Linked DNA regions of Mus musculus: region 1 is linked to region 2. A link is a loop called in an ENCODE intact Hi-C map of the cell type or tissue named here. Cell type or tissue: heart. All regions are shown on one strand. Each heading gives the region's core, and the rest is flanking DNA. Links, peaks and the distances in the headings are about the cores only.

The links. A loop is a pair of places that touch in the nucleus more often than their neighbours do. Peaks named below come from ENCODE experiments on the same cell type or tissue, not always from the same donor. Only the 100,000 strongest peaks of a DNase experiment are listed, where the experiment ranks them.
Region 1: it touches region 2 in a loop (6-fold over the local background); 3 of 42 quality-filtered maps call a loop at or near these places.

What each region holds. Positions count from the first base shown.
Region 1 is chr11:120,899,831-120,910,173 of GRCm38, reverse strand. Ccdc57 (coiled-coil domain containing 57) reads left to right here. Exons shown (of 19, transcript NM_027745.1): 4 at 6,089-6,190; 5 at 6,494-6,651; 6 at 6,784-6,858; 7 at 8,099-8,299. Among named protein-coding and RNA genes, the nearest start is that of A430102A20Rik, 28 kb to the left of the region's middle. In heart, for the core only: a CTCF peak has its summit at 4,614 (motif pointing right); DNase peaks (open chromatin) are centred at 4,513 and 6,853; H3K27ac peaks cover 910 bases.
Region 2 is chr11:120,796,095-120,806,437 of GRCm38, reverse strand. It overlaps Dus1l (dihydrouridine synthase 1-like (S. cerevisiae)), which reads left to right and starts at 10,043. Exons shown (of 14, transcript NM_026824.4): 1 at 10,043-10,295. It overlaps Fasn (fatty acid synthase), which reads left to right. Exons shown (of 43, transcript NM_007988.3): 43 at 1-480. In heart, for the core only: a CTCF peak has its summit at 6,245 (motif pointing right); DNase peaks (open chromatin) are centred at 5,967 and 6,217; H3K4me3 peaks cover 460 bases; H3K27ac peaks cover 1,454 bases.

The DNA.
Region 1 (10,343 bases), core at 1,862-6,861, 110 kb before region 2:
CTAGGTCTGTAATAAGGCTCTAAGAAGTGCCATACAAGCCGCGCTGAGGCTGCTCCCCTCTGAGCTCAGCTTTAACCCAAATGCAAACCTTTTTTAATCTAAACACTCTGCCAGAATCTTGGCTCAAAGACTATCTCTATGTAGAAGTATCCTTAAAGACCTGTTTTCTTGTGTTTGTTCAAGTTGTTTAGAAAGATTCTAACCTTGAGTTCCCAATTTTAAGCTAACTTTCTGTTACAAGCAAAAGGCTGCCTGCCCCTTTAAGAGCTCCGTTTGCAATCGGGCCCTCAGCAAGGCTTTTTCAGCTGTACTTGGCTCCCAGCCACAGTGTAGCTAACTTATCAACTTGTGCTGTGTAATTTTGAAACTGCTTTTTAAACAAGTTTTAACCATTTATATTTTTCAACATGAAACACAGAACAATAATCATTTAAACAACATAACAAAAACAAACATGACAGACATATGGACAATTTGTTTTGATGCATCAAAAACAGACAATAGACAGACAGGGAATAGAACTTGGTGTCTCAAAGGGACACAGATATACTAACCAGAGCTAAGAATATCTCTATAGGAGGCAGAGAGAAAACGGGACGTCTCCCACTTTCCCTCTGTCTCTAGGAGAGCTCTGAAATAGCTTATTTTCATTTTTTCTCTTTTTTGCTAAAAGATCTCAAACAGGGGATAACTGCTTTTCTAAAACTTATTTTCTTTCTCTCATGTTCAGAGTCTACTTCCTTATCTCCTTCTTCTGGGAATACTTCCAGAGAAGGGAGAGGAGGTACAATGGCTGCTTTTGATAGTTACTTTTCAATAAGAAAAAAACAGTTGTAGGGACTGCATCGGGACAGAAAAGACAGTTGCAGGGACCACATCGGGACCCTCATTAGCTAGTTTATCATTTAAATCTCTACCTACCTTTCACCATTTTTTACAACGTATCTCTGCTTCATCTATAATAAACCATGGACATACCTGGTCTATGAAAAAAAAAAAAGTCTATCTAATCTTGTTTTTTAACTCGTACTCTTCTTTCTCTGAGAGCTATCTTGAAACCTTTGATGAAGGCTACCTCTTTAGATAGCTTATGTCCCATAACCTGAAGTGGAGATGACTCAACTCACCAAGGACTTCTCGCTCTTCCGTGAGCAGCGGAAGGTGTCCTTCACTACTTTTAAATTCTTGGGGTCGCGACGAACTTCTCTGGAACCTCCACTGATTAGGAATTACGATCCGGACCTCGCCCCACGTTGGGCGCCACTTATCCCGTCCCGCGGGACTCAGTTATTCGTGGGTGCGAGGGGGACCGCAAACCTGGAAGGAAATGGGAGTAAAAGAAAGAAGAGTCGGAGGACCAAGTAGATTGAACCTATCAAGGTCTCGTTTATTAGGCTGAGGTGCCTTCTTTTTAAAGCATACATCGCGGGGAATATGGGAGGGGTCGAGGGAGAATTATACAAAGAACAAAGAAGTGGGCATCTGCTGACATGGGGGCCGAAGTCAGGCGCCAGGCAGCGGGCACTCTGGATCTTATCTCTGGAACATCGATCCTCCTTGACAGCCTTGGGGGTCAGGCTAGGCTCAGGCGTAACTCATGTCCTTGGATGGCATGGGAACTCAGGAAGAGATAGGGAAGAGGGGACTATAATTCAGCTTTTACAGCCTCAGGTGCCAGGAAAGGAATAGGGAGGAAAGGGGGGTGACAACCAGCTCTCAGTACAAGGCCATTTGGCCTGCTAGGGAGATTGTGAAGGGCTCACTTTCTCACGGGATGGTCTCTGACAGAGAGTTGCTTTCATCAGATTGGCCAATGGCACGTGTGGGACATTGTCTTGATTGCTAGTTAACGAGGGCCCCAGCTCACTGTGGGCAGTGCCAGCCTTGGGCAGGTGATCCTGGGCTGTAGAAGAAAGAGCAGTCCAGGGGAAGCCAACAAGTCAACAAGCAGCATTTCTCCATGGTGTCTGCTTCTTCCTGTGTTGGCTTCTTAATGATGGACTGTATAGAACCTCTTACTGAGCGAGCCCTTGCTCCCCAAGCTGGTTTTGATCAAGTGTTTTATCACAGTAACAGAAGCAAGCGAGGACAGTGTGACAGACCAATGTGAGGCCCTCATGTGGAAAAGTCAAGATCCCTGTGAGCTAAACTGCAGAATGGATCTGGGAGCCAATAAAAGCCTCAGGTAGGATAGTGCAGATATATTTCAGCCTTGCCAGCCAAAAGCAAGACTACTACTACTGGACCTTATGGACAGAGGAAGAGACATTTACCATCTCAGTAGCTGTATCCAGGTGTGTGAATATGTACTTCTAGGGACTGAAGAGATGATGGCTCAGCAGTTAAGAGCACTGGCTGTTCTTCCAGGGGAGCTGAGTTCAGTTCCCAGCACCCACAGAGCAGCTCACAATTGTCTGTAACTCCAGTTCCAGAGGATCTGACACACTGAGAAGAGCAGTTCTCAAGACAGAACCTCTTATAAACCTGCCGTGGGTCCGCAAGTCCCAGCACACATAGACCCATGCTTTGATCCCTGTGACCTTTGAGGTAGTCACATAGCCTGGTGGCCAAGACACAGGTTAAACTTCCTCTCTCCTTATAAGGTCATCACCTGGAACTCCTCCTTTTGCAAATAAGGCATTTCCAGTACCCTGGCCCAGTTCATCCCCCAGCCCCTACTCACCCCCCAAAGGCCTAAATAACCTTTGTTTCCCCTAATTAAACGAGCTTCTAGATGACTTTAGATGCCTTTAATCCCAGCACTCAGGAGGCAGAGGCAGACGGATTTCTGAATTCGAGGCCAGCCTGGTCTACAAAGTGAGTTCCAGGACAGCCAGGGCTACACAGAGAAACCCTGTCTGGGGGGTGGGAGGAGAAGCCTGCCTCCCAAGAACTCTTTTTTCCTGCTCACCCTACCCATCGCCTGAGGTCTCTATCACCTCCTGCCGTTCCCACCTAGCTTTCCCTGTCAGGGCATCTATCTGGGTCTGATGAGCGGTCGATCGTGCCTTTAAGAGAATGCGGAGTGGAGTGGGAATGACCAGTTTGACTTCGGAAACAGCCAAGAGTCTTGCACATTGAGCCAAAGCCTGGAAATAATGTAGTCAAGAAAAGATTAATTGTACCAGATGTGGTGGTTCAAAGTAGCAAGAAATCTTAATAAATACTTGGGAGGCTGAGGCAGGGGAATCACTGTGAGTTTAAGGCCAACTTGGCCTACAAAATGAGAACCTGTCTAAAAAGTTAGCAGCAACACAACCACCAAAAACAACTCAGCAACTGTTGTGTCTAAGAAATGACACTCTCGCAGTGGTACCAAAGTCACCAAGGGAGCTTCAAGAGAGTCTCTAGCTGGGAAAGGCGGCTGAGTGATTAGTTTGTGCAGACTCAGTGGAGCACACTCAGGTGTCCCTAGCCCTATCTCTGGAAGCACCAAGCCTTACATGCTACTGTGCCAGCTCTGCCGCAGGAGGCTAGGGAAAGGTCTGCCCCTGGTGGGTTGGAATAGCCAGCCTGAGGCAGCCTTCTGCAGCCCGGGGCAGTCTGCCTATAGCAGCCTGATCTGGCCTGGAACAGTCTTGGCCTTCTGGGTAGTTGTGAGCAGAGAGTTGTGTTAACACAGAATCTTAAAGACCAACAACTCTTTTGCTCAATTGCTCTTTTCTGTTGTTGGGCCAGAATCTCACATGTTGGTCACCCTTGTAAATAGAACCAATTCAATGAAATAATGATTTTTCTCTTATAAGTTGAGGCAAGTTTATAACTAGTAACTGACTGGTCAGTTATCACGTACTGTGAACCAGAGAAAATCCTTTTTCTTATTGGATAGTCACAGGCTCACAAGACATTGGAGGAAATTTACCCACTCATTTCAGAAATGTTTCTGAATGCATGCTGCATGCTGGTAGCTCTTCAGGCTTGGGATTGCGCACGGATCCCTGTCATTCCTGTCATACCTGTCATGCCTGTCAGTCATACCTGCCATGCTTGCCCTTATAGAGGGAAGAACACCTTGAGACAGTTAACTGCCTATAGATGTGATGAGACGGGAGGGTCAGGAGTCAAGTACAGTGAGTGGGCAAGAGGAGCCACAGACGTTGGTGAGGGTGCAGAAGAGAGTTCAGGAGGAGGAAGACAAGAACCTGCCCATGTGCTCGGAGATACCTAGAAGATAGAGTTCAAGTTCAGAGGACGAATGTCCAAAGTGGAGCTCGGCCTTCAGAGCCTTTAAAGACTTTGGCACCATGGGAAACTGTTGAGTGTTTGTGTAGAGCAGTGACATACATGATTGCGGACTTACTGGGCCAGGCATGGGAGAAGTAGCCAGCAGGCTGATGGGGTAGTAGGCCCCTGCAGATATGAGCATGCCCAGAAGGGGAGCCAGTGGGGACATCTGACCCTGAGCTCTGATGGGCCTGATGGAAGAGGCAGGTGCCACAGAGGATGACTGCCAGTTGTTGAGACAAAGAATGTGTGCAAGGAGACAGAGTGACAGACTGTTGTGTGAGGTCCCATGGTTTATCCAGAGACACGGTCCCCAGAACATTGACAAGAGCACAGTGGAGACAGGTCATGGCTGCCTGTCACACTGTCCAGCAAGACCAGAAGGTGGCAGCACAGGCTTGACTTAGCATGGAACTCTGCTCTCTGGTGGCCACAACCTGCAGAACTTCCTCTGTGGATTTTGTTCAGAAAAAACTGTTTCAAATTCTGTGGATTTGTTGCTGTTTGGTTAGTTGGTTGCTTTGGTTTTGTCCTTTGAGACAGATTCCTAACATGTAGCCAAGGCTGCCCAGAACTTGAGGGGATCTTCTCTATCTTTGCCTCCCAGGTTCTCTGTTTACAGGTAGGTTCTACTAACTCACCATCCTTCTCTCCTCTCCCCTCCCCTCCTCTCCTCTCCCCTCCCTTCCCCTCTCCCCTCCCTTCTCCTCTCTTCTCCTTTCCTTTCCTTTTTCCCTCCCTCCCTCCCTCCCTCCCTCCCTCCCTCCCTTCCTTCCTTTCTTTCTTCTTTCCTTCCTTTTGTCTTTCATTTGTCCCTATGCTTGGAATAGAACCCAAGGCACCACACATAACAGGCAAGCATTCAGCCATGATTTTATAATTATAGTAATGATTTTAATATTCTAATTCCAATAAGGGTCACTCACGTGACTATATATTTCACATTTACCTTTCAAGGGATTGAAAAAGTGAAATATAACTTCTAGTTGTGCTTTCTGCAGTTTCCTGAGCCAGAAAGTGAGACCTGTTGCTGCAGAACTCACACAGTGCACCTGTCTACCAGGGCTGGATGGTGCTTCATGGGGTAAGGGTGGGGACAACTCCCTCAGAGCTGCATCTGTCCTCCCTCAGTCTGTCCTTCAGGGCTGGAGTCTGGTGGAGGGCAGGGCAGGGCAGGGCCCAGGACTAGGGCTGGCATATGTGCCTGAGCACTCAGTCCTTCCAGGGGCTCTGGCTCTGTGCTGATCAAAAATGAGATTAAGTACCTGGCCCCAGAAATATAGAAATTAGGTTTTTTGGCTTGCTAGTAACTGGAGGATCCAAACTCTCGTATCAACCGAGGACCCCGTGGCAGACCTCATCATGTCAGAAATGAGAAGGAAGTTTGCAGAAGGGAATATATGCTAGCCTGACAGCAATGGCTGCAACCTGGGTGCTCACCGAACTGCAAGAGTTACAGTCATCCCTCAGAGAGAGGCTTCTTAAAATGGTTTCATCTATGACCCCATTTTACCTGAGAATTTTTGTTGTTCTGTCGTTGGTTGGTTGGTTGGTTTTGTTTGTTTTTCGAGACAGGGTTTCTCTGTGTAGCCTTGGCTGTCCTAGAACTCACTCTGTAGACCAGGCTGGCCTCAAACTCAGAAATCCGCTTGCCTCTGCCTCCTGAGTGCTGGGATTAAAAGCGTGTATAGATGTACAGATATTGAAGAGTGGTGGTAGGGAAATAGAGGTAAGCAGTTTATCTGTAGAACAGAAAACTTTGTTTGTAGTATAAAACCGTGATTCACACTGTGTGTCAGTCTCACACCTAAGCTGAGGCCTTGGCGGCAGCCACTCTCCTTCACTCCTGGCTCTTTTGTCCCAGGAGCTGCTGCTGGAGTTTGAATCTAAAATGCAGAGAAGAGAGCATGAGTTCCAGCTGAGGGCTGACGACATGAGCAACGTAGTCCTGACACATGAGCTCAAGGTAACTGGCTGGCCCTGGGCTTCGAATCACCATTGCAACTTTAATTACCCAGTGCTGCAGAATACCATGCTGTTCCTTTGTTAGTCAGTCAGTCAGTCAGTCAGTCTGTCTGTTTGTTTGTTTGTTTGTTGAGACAGGGTTTCTCTGTGTAGTCCCGTCTATCTTGGAACTCACTCTGTAGACCAGGCTGGCCTTGAACTTAGAGCTCCGCCTGCCTGTGCCTGCCGAGCGCTGGGACCACGCCAGGCTTCACACTGTTCCTTTTACCCATCTCCTCTCCTGGAACTTTTCAATCTTTCTCAGATAAAACTACTAAACAAAGAGCTGCAAGCTCTGAGAGACGCTGGAGCACGGGCAGCAGAGAGTCTGCAGAAGGCAGAAGCAGAACACGTGGAATTAGAGAGGAAGCTGCAGGAGCGTGCCCGGGAACTCCAGGATCTGGAGGCCGTGAAGGACGCTCGGTGCGTAGGTTCTGTTCTCCAGGCATTGTGGCCGTAAGGACTAGATCTGGTGGCGTTGCCTTCCTGGCATCTTTCCGTTCTACTCTTTGATCTCTTACGTAACTGCTCTTTACTGATACGGTTTCTGTTTAGGATAAAGGGCTTGGAGAAGAAGCTTTACTCGGCACAGCTGGCCAAGAAGAAAGCTGAGGAGACTTTCAGGAGGAAGTGCGTATTTCTGCCTGGGTGGTGCCACTGGAAAAGAGTCTAGATCTTGCTTACTGGAGACAAGAGCCCTGTGGCAGGTGGGCGGGCAGCCTGAGCTGGGACGCTGCTGTGGCTGGCACCATGCTCTCCTTCCTCAGAGAGGGTTAGGCATCCGGTGTCTCCAAGCTTAAACTTTTTAAGGACCAAGAGTCCAATTCAGGTCATTGATAAAACACAAACTAAGAATGTTGAAAACTCTGGATTTAGTCTCCAGTGTCTAAAACAGGCTTTTAAAAATATAACCTTAGTTAAATTTTAACTTTTATGGGTAAATGAGATGGCTTTGTGGATAAAGTCACTTGTCACCATAGCTGGTGACCTGAGTTCCATCCCTGGAACCCATGTGGTAAAAGGAGAGAACTGACTCCACACATATGCCTCCATACTAGGTAAATAAGTATTTAAAAATTAAGCGTTAACATTTAGACCTTGGCTGTCTTACTAGCTAGTGTATAAGTTTTAGACGATCGCCTCAAGCTTTGCCATGCTGATGTCCCCCTACTATTGCTGATGTAGACTCTGGATTCTGTCCCTCTGACTGCAGCAGGCTCTTCACGTTGCCAGGTCTGGGACACCCAGGAAGTGGTGGTGTGCTGCCTCAAGGCGGAGCTTCAGCCATGCAGTTAAAGCATTGCTCCTCCCCCCAGTACTGCAGGGTTCGGGAGGTGCTGGGACAGTAAGGAGTCGGTCAACGAGGAGTGGGGCGGGGATGCCAGCTGGAAGCTCAGTGTGGACTCAGCAAGACGCATTTACTCTCTCTTCTAAAGGGAACAGTAACTGTAGCTACCACACACCACACACTCAGGCTGCCCAGTTACACTTGGGAGGGGAAGAAATTTTCTCTTGTGTTTTCTCATGCCACTATTTGTGCAGTACGGACAAACTGATACACTAAGGGAGTGCTCAGGAGTCTGCCCATCTGAGAGGCAGGTGGCATCTGTTTTCCATGGCTGGTCAAGCGTAGGTTGTTAGGAGTGTTTTGTGAATCTGCTTTGGTATCTGTGTGAGCTTTGGGGGCCTCCGAGAGCCCGGCACCTAAGAAGATCTGCTTACATGGGAAGAGCTAGCGCGCCCACAAGTTACTCCTGCAGAGTCAGCCATCTTGTCAGGGACAGCTGTAGTGTAAGAAAAGGATGGCAAACACTTTGGAAGGTTCCAGGGCACTGAGTGAGCCACCGCGGGACCCTCCCCTGTGTTTCAGACATGAAGAGCTTGACCGTCAAGCCAGGGAGAAAGACACAGTGCTGGCGGCAGTGAAGCGCGCCCATGCAGAGGAGCTGCAGACGCTGGACGCCAAGGTGCTGGAGCTTCAGTTCCTCTGTGAAACCCTGGAGGGACAACTGCGCAGGGCTGAGTGCACAAGAGCAGAGGACGCCAAGGAGAAGAACGCCCTTACTGACAAGTGAGCTGCTGCCTCTGGCCGGCCCAGCCCAACAGCCTCGTGTGCCTGTGTCCAAGGCAGAGGCAGATGTGGGCCATTTTAGAATGGAATTTTGCAAGCAGTGGGTAGGGGCTTTCTGCCCACCCCCGACCCCCTGACCCCGCTGCCATTTCTAGTAATGTTTTCTTTTTAATTATATAGTTTTATATTTATGCTTACTTGTGATAAGTGTATTTAACAAAGTTAACCTATTGCCTTCACTTTTTGTTTTTCTGAGACAAAGCCTCATTTGTGCAAACCTGGCCCAGAACTTGTTCTATGACCTTGGATAGCCTCGGATTTATAATCCGTGTGCCTCCACCTCCCAAGTGTTGGGACTGCAAGCATGTGTCACTATAGCTCCCCCCCCCACCCCCCCGCCCCTGGACTTATTTTTCCTGCCTCAACTTCCTAAGTGCTGCTGGGGTTATAGGTATGTAGCACTGGCATCAGGATACGGCAAATGCAGTTTCATCTGTCCGTCTGCAGTGCTCGTCCCATTTGGATCCAGGTGCCACTCCTGCCCCAGTCTCCCAGCAGCCTTCAGTCGGCACTGCCTGTCAGTTTGCTAACTCTAGGAGCAACACACAAATTGGAATCTTCTGGCACTTGCCCTTATATGTCTGGCCTGTCACAGAGAGACTCAAGTTCTCAAGGGTCATCCACATTCATAGGATGACATTTTCTTTTAAACTGTGACTGTGTCAAAATATACACCTCTGGACCTCCAGAAGCCATGGAGGCCTTCTTTGCCAGCTAGCCCAGCATAGTCAGTGAGCCGTAGGTCCCAGGGAGAGCCTTATCTCAAGGCAGATGGCCACTGAGGATCTCGACCCAGGGTTGACCTCTGACCTGTGCAATGCACCCACACCACACATGTCCTCCTTCACACTCTTGCACATGCATACACACAAGAATACCATGCCTAACAAGAGTTAACTATTTTAGTATTGAGCTATGGAGGGCAGTGGCTTGTTAAGTCAAACTTTGTGTCTTTAAGGCTGATATCCCAGTGTGAACAGGCCACAGTCTTTTATCTGCTCTGTACACATGGGTGTTTCTCCTCTGTTCTTAAGAATGACTCTGCTTTAGTGCAGGTAGCAGACGTCCTTTATAGATGTTGCTTTCAATTCTCTAGTGGACATGAACAGAGGTGGAAATTCAAACCATACAGCTCTGGGTTTAACTGGGTTTTTTTTGTTTGTTTGTTTTTGTTTTGCTTTGTTTTTGAGACATGGCTGCCCTGTGTAGCCTGAGGTGGCTTGGAAGCCTCTATTCTCCCACCTCAGCCTACCCAGTGCTGGAATTACAGGTGTGCTCCAGGACACTGGCTCCTTCCCAATATTTAATTCAAGCCAGAGTGTTTGGACAACCTGCTCTGCTTGTGCCTCGTGTCAAGAACTGTGGGCACTGGAGAGGTATAGCACTGGGTGTGCGGCGCTGAGCCCCATCCTGGGCAGTGAGGAAATACACAGGGACGCAGTGTTCAAAGGAACACTGAAGTCGGGTATTTGCTAACATTCCCAGGCTTAGATGAGGGTATTTTATCTTTTTTTTTTTTTTTTAGATTTATTTATTTATTATATGTAAGTACACTGTAGCTGTCTTCAGACACACCAGAAGAGGGAGTCAGATCTCGTTAGGGATGGTTGTGAGCCACCATGTGGTTGCTGGGATTTGAACTCAGGACCTTTGGAAGAACAGTCAGGTGCTCTTACCTGCTGAGCCATCTCACCAGCCCCTCTTTTTTTTTTTTTTTTAAAGATTTGTTTATTTTATGTATATGAGTACACTGTAGCTGTCTTCAGACACACCAGAAGAGGGCACCAGATCCCATTACAGATGGTTGTGAGCCACCATGTAGTTGCTGGGATTTGAACTCAGGACCTCTGGAAGAGCAGTCAGTGATCTTAACCACTGAGCCATCTCTCCAGCCCCCACTCCCCACCCCTTTTTTTTAAGCAGACAAATTGCTACCCAAATTACACTTCTACTATGGGGAGAAGTAGTTCTTAGACCTGTGTAG
Region 2 (10,343 bases), core at 3,258-8,257:
GAGAGGAGCATCCAGAGGACAACTGCATTGGTAGGGTACAAAGGTGTTCAGAGGATCCCAGTCTGAGTGATTAGCCTAAGACTGAAGCATCTGGTTGGCTCTAGTCACACTTAGAAAAATTCTTACAGCACTCGTCATGAGTTGTCCATTCCTGGAAAGGACCTGCCCAATCTCTATAGTGTCTCTACCTAGTTAGAGTTTACTGACTCAAGGGAGCAGATTTATAAACTTGCAGAAAGGCCCGACTCCCTTACGAGGCTGTGTGGTCCTTAGAATTCATGGATGAGAGGCAATAAAACCTTGAGGTTCCTTCCTGTTCTTTGTGATTGCCTAACAAGACATAAACTGGGTGTGATGAGATTGCTCAGTGGATAGAGCGCTGTGCAGCCTGAGTTTGATCACTGGAACCCATGCAGCAGTAGAAAAGACTAAGTTGTCCTCTGACCTCCACACATCTGTTGAGTGGAACAAGACTGAAATAAATGAAAACTTAAAAGAGCAGTTGCTGTCCACAGGGATCTTAAGATCTGGCTTGTCAGTATGACAATGATTCCTCACATTAAACAAAAGCTCAAAGAGTTTAAAGGTCAAAGTTGCTAAATAACTGCTCTGTGCAAACAAAGCTCAAGCACTGAGTACCTGAGCACCGGTTAGCCCAGCAGGCAGAGACCAGCCTGGGCTGTATAAGAAGCAGGGTGGGGCTGCCAGGCAGTGATGGTATACACCTTTAATCCCAGCACTCTAGAGGCAGGGGCAAGAGGACCACAGTTCCAGGCCAGCCTGGGCCACACAGGAAAACCCTGTCTTGGGACAAAAAAGCCCAGAAGAGAGAAATATCAAACTACCTGCATGGACCCTAGGACACGAGCCAAAAAAGTGAGCTAGCTGTGCTGGTCCAGGTGTTGAGAATAGTAAGGTGAGTAGGAAGCGAGAGGACTGTTGAGTAAAACCTCTGGAGAGAGGCAGTCCTGAGAGGGTTCCTGGAATGGGGGCGATGATCTGGTTGGTCCTCTGGAGAACAGGATTTGTTTTATTTCTAAATAATGAACAGAGCTCAGGAAGAGATGGGACCTCGGGTAATTTGGAGCCCCAGAGTAAAAGGGCAGGGCTGCAGCTTGAGAGGAAAAAATGGCCTTTGTGTAATGTGCACAAGGCCCTGCTTTCAATCCTTAGAACTGGGAAACGGGGGTCACTGGGGGCTCATTTTCAACTTGTAGGTTCAGGAAACGTGTCATATGCTAAGGTCTATCACAGGCAACAAGACCAATAAGAAAAAAATAATAGAAGCAAAAGCTTTTCCACTTGTGGGAAGATGGAGTGAGTGAGGTTCCTACCCAACCTCCTGCACACACACAGTACATGGTATCTACTGAACAAGGACAGGGAAGTCAAACCAAATACTGAGTCCTAAATGTGAGACCAACTGTTGGGGCCGGGAGTGGTCCTTGAATATCTAAGGAATGGGGTAGGAGGAGCCTGGAGATCACAGGGGACGAACGAAAGTCTCCATGGCAGTGTACAGCTCTGATGGGCACCTGAGAGTCTAAGGCAAGATGGCTACTAGTTGCATCCCAGCTGCCTGCAAGGTTTCATCATCTTAAAATCATTTATTCACCAAGAACCAGAAAAAAATCTTGAATGGGGAAGACAAAAATAAGCATCGGTTAATGCTCTTTGAGAAACTGGAAGCAGTCAATGGGCTTGAATGTAGCTCAGGGTAGAATGCTCATCTACTATTCAAGAGGCCCTAGGTTTCATCTCCTCGATCAGAAAACACGGAGGAAGGGAGGGGGGAGGGAGGGGAAAGAGAGGAGAAAGGAAAGGATGTAAACTGGGTCATTGGCATACACCCGTAACCCTAACAAAGAATAAAGCAGTTGGTGCCACACTCTGCAGTGAGCAATAAAGAATATATCTAATAAGCTGGTGAATATGGAAAACCTCAACGCAGAAAGCACTGGCCAGGCAGTGGTGGTGCACACCTCCAATCCCAGCACTTGTGGGGCAGAAGCGGGTGGATCTCTGTGGATTCAGTACAGCCTGGTCTGTAGAGTGAGTTCCAGAGCAGCCAGTTCTGTTAAACAGAAATCCTATCTCAAAAACTCAATAGTAGGCCGGACGTGGTGGCGCATGCCTTTAATCCCAGCACAGGAGGCAGAGGCAGGCGGATTTCTGAGTTCAAGGCCAGCCTGGTCTGCAGAGTGAGTTCCAGGACAGCCAAGGCTATACAGAGAAACTCTGTCTCGAAAAAACGAAAAGCTGAGGCAGGAGGATCAGAAGCTCAGGGGCAATCTAGGTGGCAAAGAAAGAAAGAGCCTTTCCAAAAAAAGAGAGCCTTAAAATATCAGGAAGAAAGTGGAAAAACAGAAAGCATGGATAAATACAGTATTTTCTTCTCTTAGTTCCCCAGCTCAGGTTTAGTGATTGACATAAGAGCTGGGTATGGTGGCCTGCTCCCCACCACTTGGGAGGTGAGGCGGGAAGATCATCTTCCGGTACATAGAGGAGACCCTGTCTCAAAGGAAAATGGGGTAAAAGCAATGATCGAGCATCACACAATTCTGAGTGTACACAGAGGAACGTTTAAGACAGTTTTGGGGGCTGGAGAGATAGCTCAGGAGTTAAGAGCACTGACTGTTCCTCCAGAGGACCTGAGTTTGTTTCCCAGAACCTACCTGGCAGCTCACAACTCCAGTTCCAGGGAATCCCCCACCATCTTCCAACCTCCACAGGCCAACGTATGTCCAGGCAAATACTCATTCACATACAATAAATCCCTTATGTATGTATGTATTTATATAATTTATATAAGTACACCATAGCTGTCTTCAGACACCAGAAAAAGGCATCAGATCCGCCGGGCGTGGTGGCACACGCCTTTAATCCCAGCACTCGGGAGGCAGAGGCAGGCGGATTTCTGAGTTCGAGGCCAGCCTGGTCTACAAAGTGAGCTCCAGGACAGCCAGAGCTATAAAGAGAAACCCTGTCTCGAAAAACCAAAAAAAAAAAAAAAAAAAAAGGCATCAGATCCTATTACAGATGGTGGTGAGCCACCATGTGGTTGCTGGGAATTGAACTAAGGACTAGGAGAGCAGTCAGTGCTCTTAACTGCTAAACCATGTCTCTGACCCCCTAAATCCTTTCTCTTCTCCTCTCTTCTCCTTTCTTCTCTCTTCTCTTCTCTTCTCTTCTCTTCTCTTCTCTTCTCTTCTCTTCTCTTCTCTTCTCTTTTCTGACAGAGACAGTTTAGGTAGAATATATAGAGCAGAAGCACAGAGAGGCAATGGCTCACATGCTTCACTGGATGGGTGAGATGGCCTCAGGGACTGGGTACTTATGTTGGTAATGCAGAGTCCACAGCAGCCACCAAAGAAGTCCCAGACAGATGTGTGGACATGGCTCAGGGCTGCACATTGGCAGCAAGCTGTGCTCCTCTGTGGCCTCTGCTTCAGTTCCTGACTCCAGGTCTCTGAAACCTGCCCTGACGTCCTTTCATAACGGACTGTTATTGGGAGGAATAAGCCAAATAAATCCTTTTATACACACACACACACACACACACACACACACACACACACACACACACACACACACCACTGAGGAGGAGGAGGAGAAAATGCTGACAGACACAAGAATTCAGATATAAAGCCGGGCGTGGTGGTGCACGCCTTTGAGCCCAGCACTCGGGAGGCAGAGGCAGGCGAATTTCTGAGTTCGTTGAGGCCAGCCTGGTCTACAAAGTGAGTTCTAGGACAGCCAGGGCTATACAGAGAAACCCTGTCTTGAAAAACAAAAACAAAAAACAAGAAAGAAAAAGAATTCAGATATAGTGGCACATATCTGTAACCCTAGCACTCATTTGGGTAGAAGGGTAGGAGGAATCGATCAAGAATTCTAGGTTATCCTTGGCTACATAAAGAATTTGAGGCTAGCCTGGCCTACATGAAATCCATTTAAAAGCATATATGATCTGCCATTCTGCTCCTAGGTATATAAATTACCCTCTGCTGGGCGGTGGTGGTACACACCTTTAATCCCAGCACTTGGGAAGCAGAGGCAGGTGGATTTCTGAGTTTGAGGCCAGTCTGGTCTACAAAGTGAGTTCCAGGACAGCCAGGGCTACACAGAGAAACCTTGTCTCGAAAAACCAAAAATAAATAAATAATTTATTCTTCTGTCCACATGAAGATTTGACAAGAACATTCATAGCAACTGTTGGAGAAACCAATCCAGATTCATAAACAGGTGAATGGAGAAACACATTTTAGAATGTTCCATAAAAGTATACTGCTCAGCCATGGAAAGACCAAAAACTTGACACAGTTCCATGTGAATAAAGCCCTACAGAGGTTCACATATAAAGCAACAAACATGTCATGGATGAAGAGAGTTGGAGAAGGGCACAGGGAAACCGGGAGTAGCGATAAACACTTTCATTATCTGACTGTAACAGTTTCACTTGTATATACTGGTATCTATAAACATGTAATTGCCACTTTGTATATATTTTAAAAATATTAATTATGCCTCCATGAAGCTGTTTAAGAAGGGATTTATAAATAAAATAATAGTCAATTAGACCTCGAACCATATAAAACGATGTTCAACCTCTCATTATAAGGGAAATAAAAAATGATAATCACAACCAGGAGGATGGCTCCTTATCTGTCAGGTTGACACAGTTGCAAACATAACCTCAGAGTGCTGTGGAGCTTACAGGGAAACTGGCATAAGCAACCTGACTGGGAGGCGTAGAACAAAGGGTCTCAAGGGGGAGATTTGGCAGCACACAGAAAAATCACCTCTGTGTTTGAACTTCTTGGAAAGTGTCCCAAGTACACTTACATGCACACACACCACACGCATGCACATACATGAACACACATACACAAAGATATACACATTTATACACATGCACACACATATACACACATACACACATGCACATATACCTGCATACACACACATGCATACATGCATGCACACACATATATATGTACATGCACACACATACATGAGCACACACATACACATGTACACACACATGCACATACATACACACGCACACACACATACACACGCATATACACATGTGCATACAAACACACACATTCATTGTAAAACAATGTAAAGTTGAAAAATGTTGGAGATGGCCTACATATCTACTCTATGTGACTGACAGAACAAATGGACTGCGTGTGTCCAAAAGAGAGGCATGAGTACGGAAAGGAGACATGAACTTCAAGTCAACAAATGGGAAAGTCAGGTAAGCTCAGGATGGTGGAGCGCACCTTTAATCCTTGGGTGCCTGAAACAAGAAGACCACCATGAGTTTGAGGCTAGTCTGGGCTACAGAGTAAGTTCCAAGTCAGCCATTGAGAGAGACCCTGTTTGAAAACTCCATGATAACGCCATGTCTGTGTATTAGGAAGGATGGGTGAGAGAGGGAGACATAAGGGGTAGTCCTTAGAGCTGCTGTTGCTGTTGAGATCTTGTTTCTAGGCACAGCAGCACACACCGCCCAAGCACTTTCATCCTAGCTCCTAGGAGGCAGAAACAGGCTGATTTACCAAATTCCAGGCCAGCTAAGGATACATAGTGAGACCCTGTTTCAAAAAGGAAAACTGGAGAAGGGAACAAAGGCACATCTTGGCAGACCCTGAAAACATCTGGGCATCTGTGTGAGTCATACTGAACTATAAGGCCCCACACGCCGGTGGCCAGAGGGGTTCAGAGGGCTGTCCCCAGCAAAGCAGCCTTTTCTGGTGAGAAGTCTCCAGAAAGTTATTGAAAGTCCTGGAACTTGTTCTGAGGACTCTCAGCCAAAGGAGAAACAGCGTTCAGGAAAATCTACCAAATCCTGCCAGGAAGGGAGTGAGTTGGGGCACTTGCCTTGACCCATCCCTCCTCTCTGCCCACGTGATGCAAGCTCCACTCTAGATGGGTGCAGCTAAGGACAAGCCCCTCCTCCAGGGCACAGACTATCAAAGGCTCACCACCCAGCTCTGCCTTAAATCATCTGCCAGGATCCTTTCTCACTAAGTGCCCTCTGGATGTTGGAAGTTCAGCTCTGGGGAGGCAAGAAGAGGAACCCAGCCTCAGCGTCTTTACCCAGCCTTAAAGTAAGACACTGAGTCCCTGCCAAGAGAGATGAGTGGAAATCACAGGCTGCCCCTTCCCGGTCACCAGTTATTGACGCTGGGGTGGCCTGTGCTGCCTCAGCTAACAAACAGTGCTGGAAGGCTCCACTAGGGGGCAGACCAACCTAAGAGCCGAGAACGCCCTTGCTCAGCCAAGGGATCTCAGAAAACAAAGCAGCACTCCAGGCAAAACTCTGTCGACAATGGAAACTTAGGCTGTTGCATAGACAAAAGAAGCGTAGGGGGGGAAAGTAAGAAAGGTCCGGGGATGTGACTGAGCTGGTAGAGCGATTGCCCAATACATTCAAGCCTTGAGTTTGATTTCCAGCACAGCGTAAATGAAGTACTTGGCAGGTGGGGACACCCAAGGAATAGGAATTCAAGTTTATCTTCAGATCCTCAGCTAGAAACCTAGTTCAAGGCCAACCTGGGTTAGAGACCCCGTTAAGGAAAATAAAAAAAGGAATGGCTGAAATATTTCTGAAAAAAAAATTTATGGATGAAAGAAGTTCAGCAAACTCAAAGAGTAAGAACACCAAGAAAACCAGCCAGAGCTGAAGTGTGGTGGCATGTTTGCAGTCTCAACACTCAGGAGGATGGAGAGTTCCAGGCTGGCTGGAACTACAAGTGTGTGTAACCAAGTCCAGCTGTTGTCTCCTTGTCTTTTCTTTCTTTGTTTGCTTTTGTTTTCTTTCTTCCCTTCTTCTTAGTTTTTTGGTTTCAGAGATTTATAAACAAGGGAAACTGAGACTATTGATCTCGCAGATCTATAAAGACAGAGATATTTTTGGCTGGGCAGTGGTGGCCCACACTCTTTTTTTTTTTTTTTTTTTTTTTTTAATGTACGTACACTGTAGCTGTCCTCAGACACTCCAGAAGAGGGAGTCAGATCTCGTTACAGATGGTTGTGAGCCACCATGTGGTTGCTGGGATTTGAACTCCTGACCTTCGGAAGAGCAGTCGGGTGCCCTTACCCACTGAGCCATCTCACCAGCCCGGCCCATGCTTTTAATCCCAGCATTTGGGAGGCAGAGGCAGGTGGGTTTCTGAGTTTGAGCCAGCCTGGTCTACAGACTGAGTTCCAGGACAGCCAGGGCAACACAGAGAAACCCTGTCCTGTCTCAAAAAAAAACAAGGAGGAGGAGGAAGAAGAAGAAGAAGAAGAAGAAGAAGAAGAAGAAGAAGAAGAAGAAGAAGAAGAAGAAGAAGAAGAAGAAGAAGAGGAGGAGGAGGAGGAGGAGGAGGAGGAGGAGGAGGAGGAGGAGGAGGAGGAGGAGGAGGAGGAGGAGGAGGAGGAGGAGGGAAGGGGGAAGGAGAAGGAGAAGGAGAAGGAGAAGGAGAAGGAGAAGGAGAAGGAGAAGGAGAAGGAGAAGGAGAAGGAGAAGGAGAAGAAGAAGAAGAAGAAGAAGAAGAAGAAGAAGAAGAAGAAGAAGAAGAAGAAGAAGAAGAAGAAACTTTAGCTCAAGGGGCAATTGTACCAGGTAGAAGCTCAGATCTATAGACAAGATCAAGAGTGCCAGAACTGCTATCCTTGGGGTTCAAGAATCACCGCACAAACCATGTGAACACTGACTTCAGTTAAGCAAGAATAGTTTATTGAATGCACACCCAGAAACTGGTCAGAGCAAGGACATAGCTCAGAATTATCTGAACAATGACAATGGGCATATTTTTCTGTCATCTTATAAGGGGAAAAAAAAAACCACAGTGAATTCACACACAGGTGCAGGAAGTTCTTACTTAAGATATTTTAGACATAGCAATTCCTATTGACCTTTGATTTGATAGGTCTTACACAAAGCTTCGTGGAATTCTTAAGATTAGCAAACCACATACAGAACATTCAGAACAAAGCAGGATATGTGGTCAGCATGTTCTCCGTCTACGCCAAGTCACTTCTCTGTGTCAATGACTGAGAGGCATGTTACAGCAACAATATGAAATAGCTGGCAGACATGGGACAGACTGGCTACAGCTGTCCTGAGGTGTCAGACCATAACACTGTAAGTGGATAAATGTAAGGGGCATACTTTTTTTGTGTGTGTGTTGCTTTTTTGAGACAGGGTTTCTTTGTGTACCCCAGACTGTCCTGGAACTCACTCTGTAAACCAGGCTGTCCGTGAACTCAGAGATCCGCCTGCCAGGGACCTGGAGGGATTCAAGGTGTGCACCATCATGTCATGTCCGGCTGTGGGTCATGTCCGCTTGTGGCTGTGCAGTTTCTTCTTTCATTTTCTTTGTTTTTTTAAAAAATTAATTAGTTTATATATATATATATATATATATGTATGAATATATATATATACATATATATATATATGGTGGGTCTTTTGGTTGGTTGGTTGGTTTTTGGTTTTTTGAGACAGGGTTTCTCTGTATAGCCTTGGCTGTCCTGGAGCTCACTCTGTAGACTAGGCTGGCCTCGAACTCAGAGTTCTGCCTCCCTAGTGCTGGGATTAAAGGCGTGCACCACCATGCCCGGCTTGTATATGGTGTTTTATCGGTATGTATGTCTGCACACAAGAGGGCATTGGGAGCCTGTCTCGAAACCCCCCCCCCCCAAAAAAAAGAAGAGGGCATTGGAAACCATAAGACTATAGTTACAGACAGTTGTAAGCTGCCTTGTGGGTGTTGGGAACTGACCTCAGGACCTCTGGAAGAGCAACTAGTACTCTTAACCTCAGAGCCATCTCTCCTGCCCCTCTTATTTACTTTATTTATTTTTTATTTTATTTTTCGAGATAAGGTTTCTTTGTGTAGCCCTGGCTATCCTGAATTAGCTCTGATCTAAATCAGGCTGGCCTCCAACTCACAGAGCTGCTCCTGCCTCTGCCTCCTGAGTGCTGGGATCAAAGGTGTGGTGTCACCACCCAGCTTCCTGTCATTTCCTTACAAGGCAGAAAATTAAAGTATCATAAATGGCTTGAGTAATGCATATATATTACATTATATCATTATACCGTTATACATGTATCATTATACATACATATATCATTATAAAGTATGTATCAGCAATTGTTCCAAGGCTGGAGAGCAGGACTCAATGGTTTGTGGAGTTGGAAGTCTGACCACAGAGGGAAAGGCTGGAAGCATGTGAGTTGCACGATACAAACTCTGGATTCTGAAAACTCGAGGTGCATGGAAGCAGTGTAGAAGGATTAAAGAGTGGTCAAACAACTCAGACATGGCGGTTCAGGCCTTGAATTCTGTGTTGGGAGGCAGAGTCTGGTAGATCTCTCTCAGTGAAATACATCACTACTATTAAAACAGTAACAGTTTACGGCCATAGTTTGGTTTCCTGTTTAAAATACCCTGACAAAAAGAACTTAGGAGAGAACTTTTTTTATTTTTGTTTTTGAGAGCTGGGGAGGGTTTCTCTGTATAGCCCTGGCTGTCCTGGAACTCACTCTGTAGACCGGGCTGGCCTCGAACTCAGAAATCTGCCAGGCCTCTGCCTCCTAAGTGCTGGGATTAAAGGCATGAGCCACCACTGCCCGGCCCCATATCTCTTTATGCATGTTCCTTCCCTCTAGCAAGCGACTCATTACTCGACAAAGGCCTGGCCTGCTGTAGCCTTTTCTACCCAGGATCTGAAGTAATAATTCTTTATCTCGTTTCCTATTGTGGTGGTGTACTAAATTTACGTCTTGTGTCTGCAGAACCAAGGGCTGCTCCTGGATTGCGGAGGTGGGTTGGGGGATAGAGGTGGGAGGAAAGGCCTCCGAGTGCCAATTGTCTGGAAGGGACAGCGTGACCCCGGGCATGCGCAGTCTGTTCTTGCTCAACTCTCTCGTTTCCACAAGGCCGGTCCCTTCAGCGCTGAGCTGCAGTTTCCGAGGACTTTATTTTTTGCTGCACCGCAGACGGTGCGGAGCGCCTGGCAGTACGCTTCCGGCTCCGGCACTTCCGGCGGCGTTGCGCTGAGTCTGAGCCACGGCGCTTGGCGGCTCCCGCCGCCTTCGTGCGGGTCCTGCTGGCGGCGCCGCGGGTCAGGCAGAGGCTACGGGGCCTTGTGTGCCCCTTTCTTTGGAGCGTGCCCGCAGTCACAGACCTTCATCGAGCCCTGGCCAACTCCGACGGTGCGGGAAGTAGTCCTAGTTCAAGCCCCGTGGACGTCCGGTGGCGGTCTCGGGCCCCAGCCAGCCCAGGGGTTAGGTAGGGGCAGCTCAGGGGGCTCTGGGCCCGACCAGGAAAGGAGCCGTG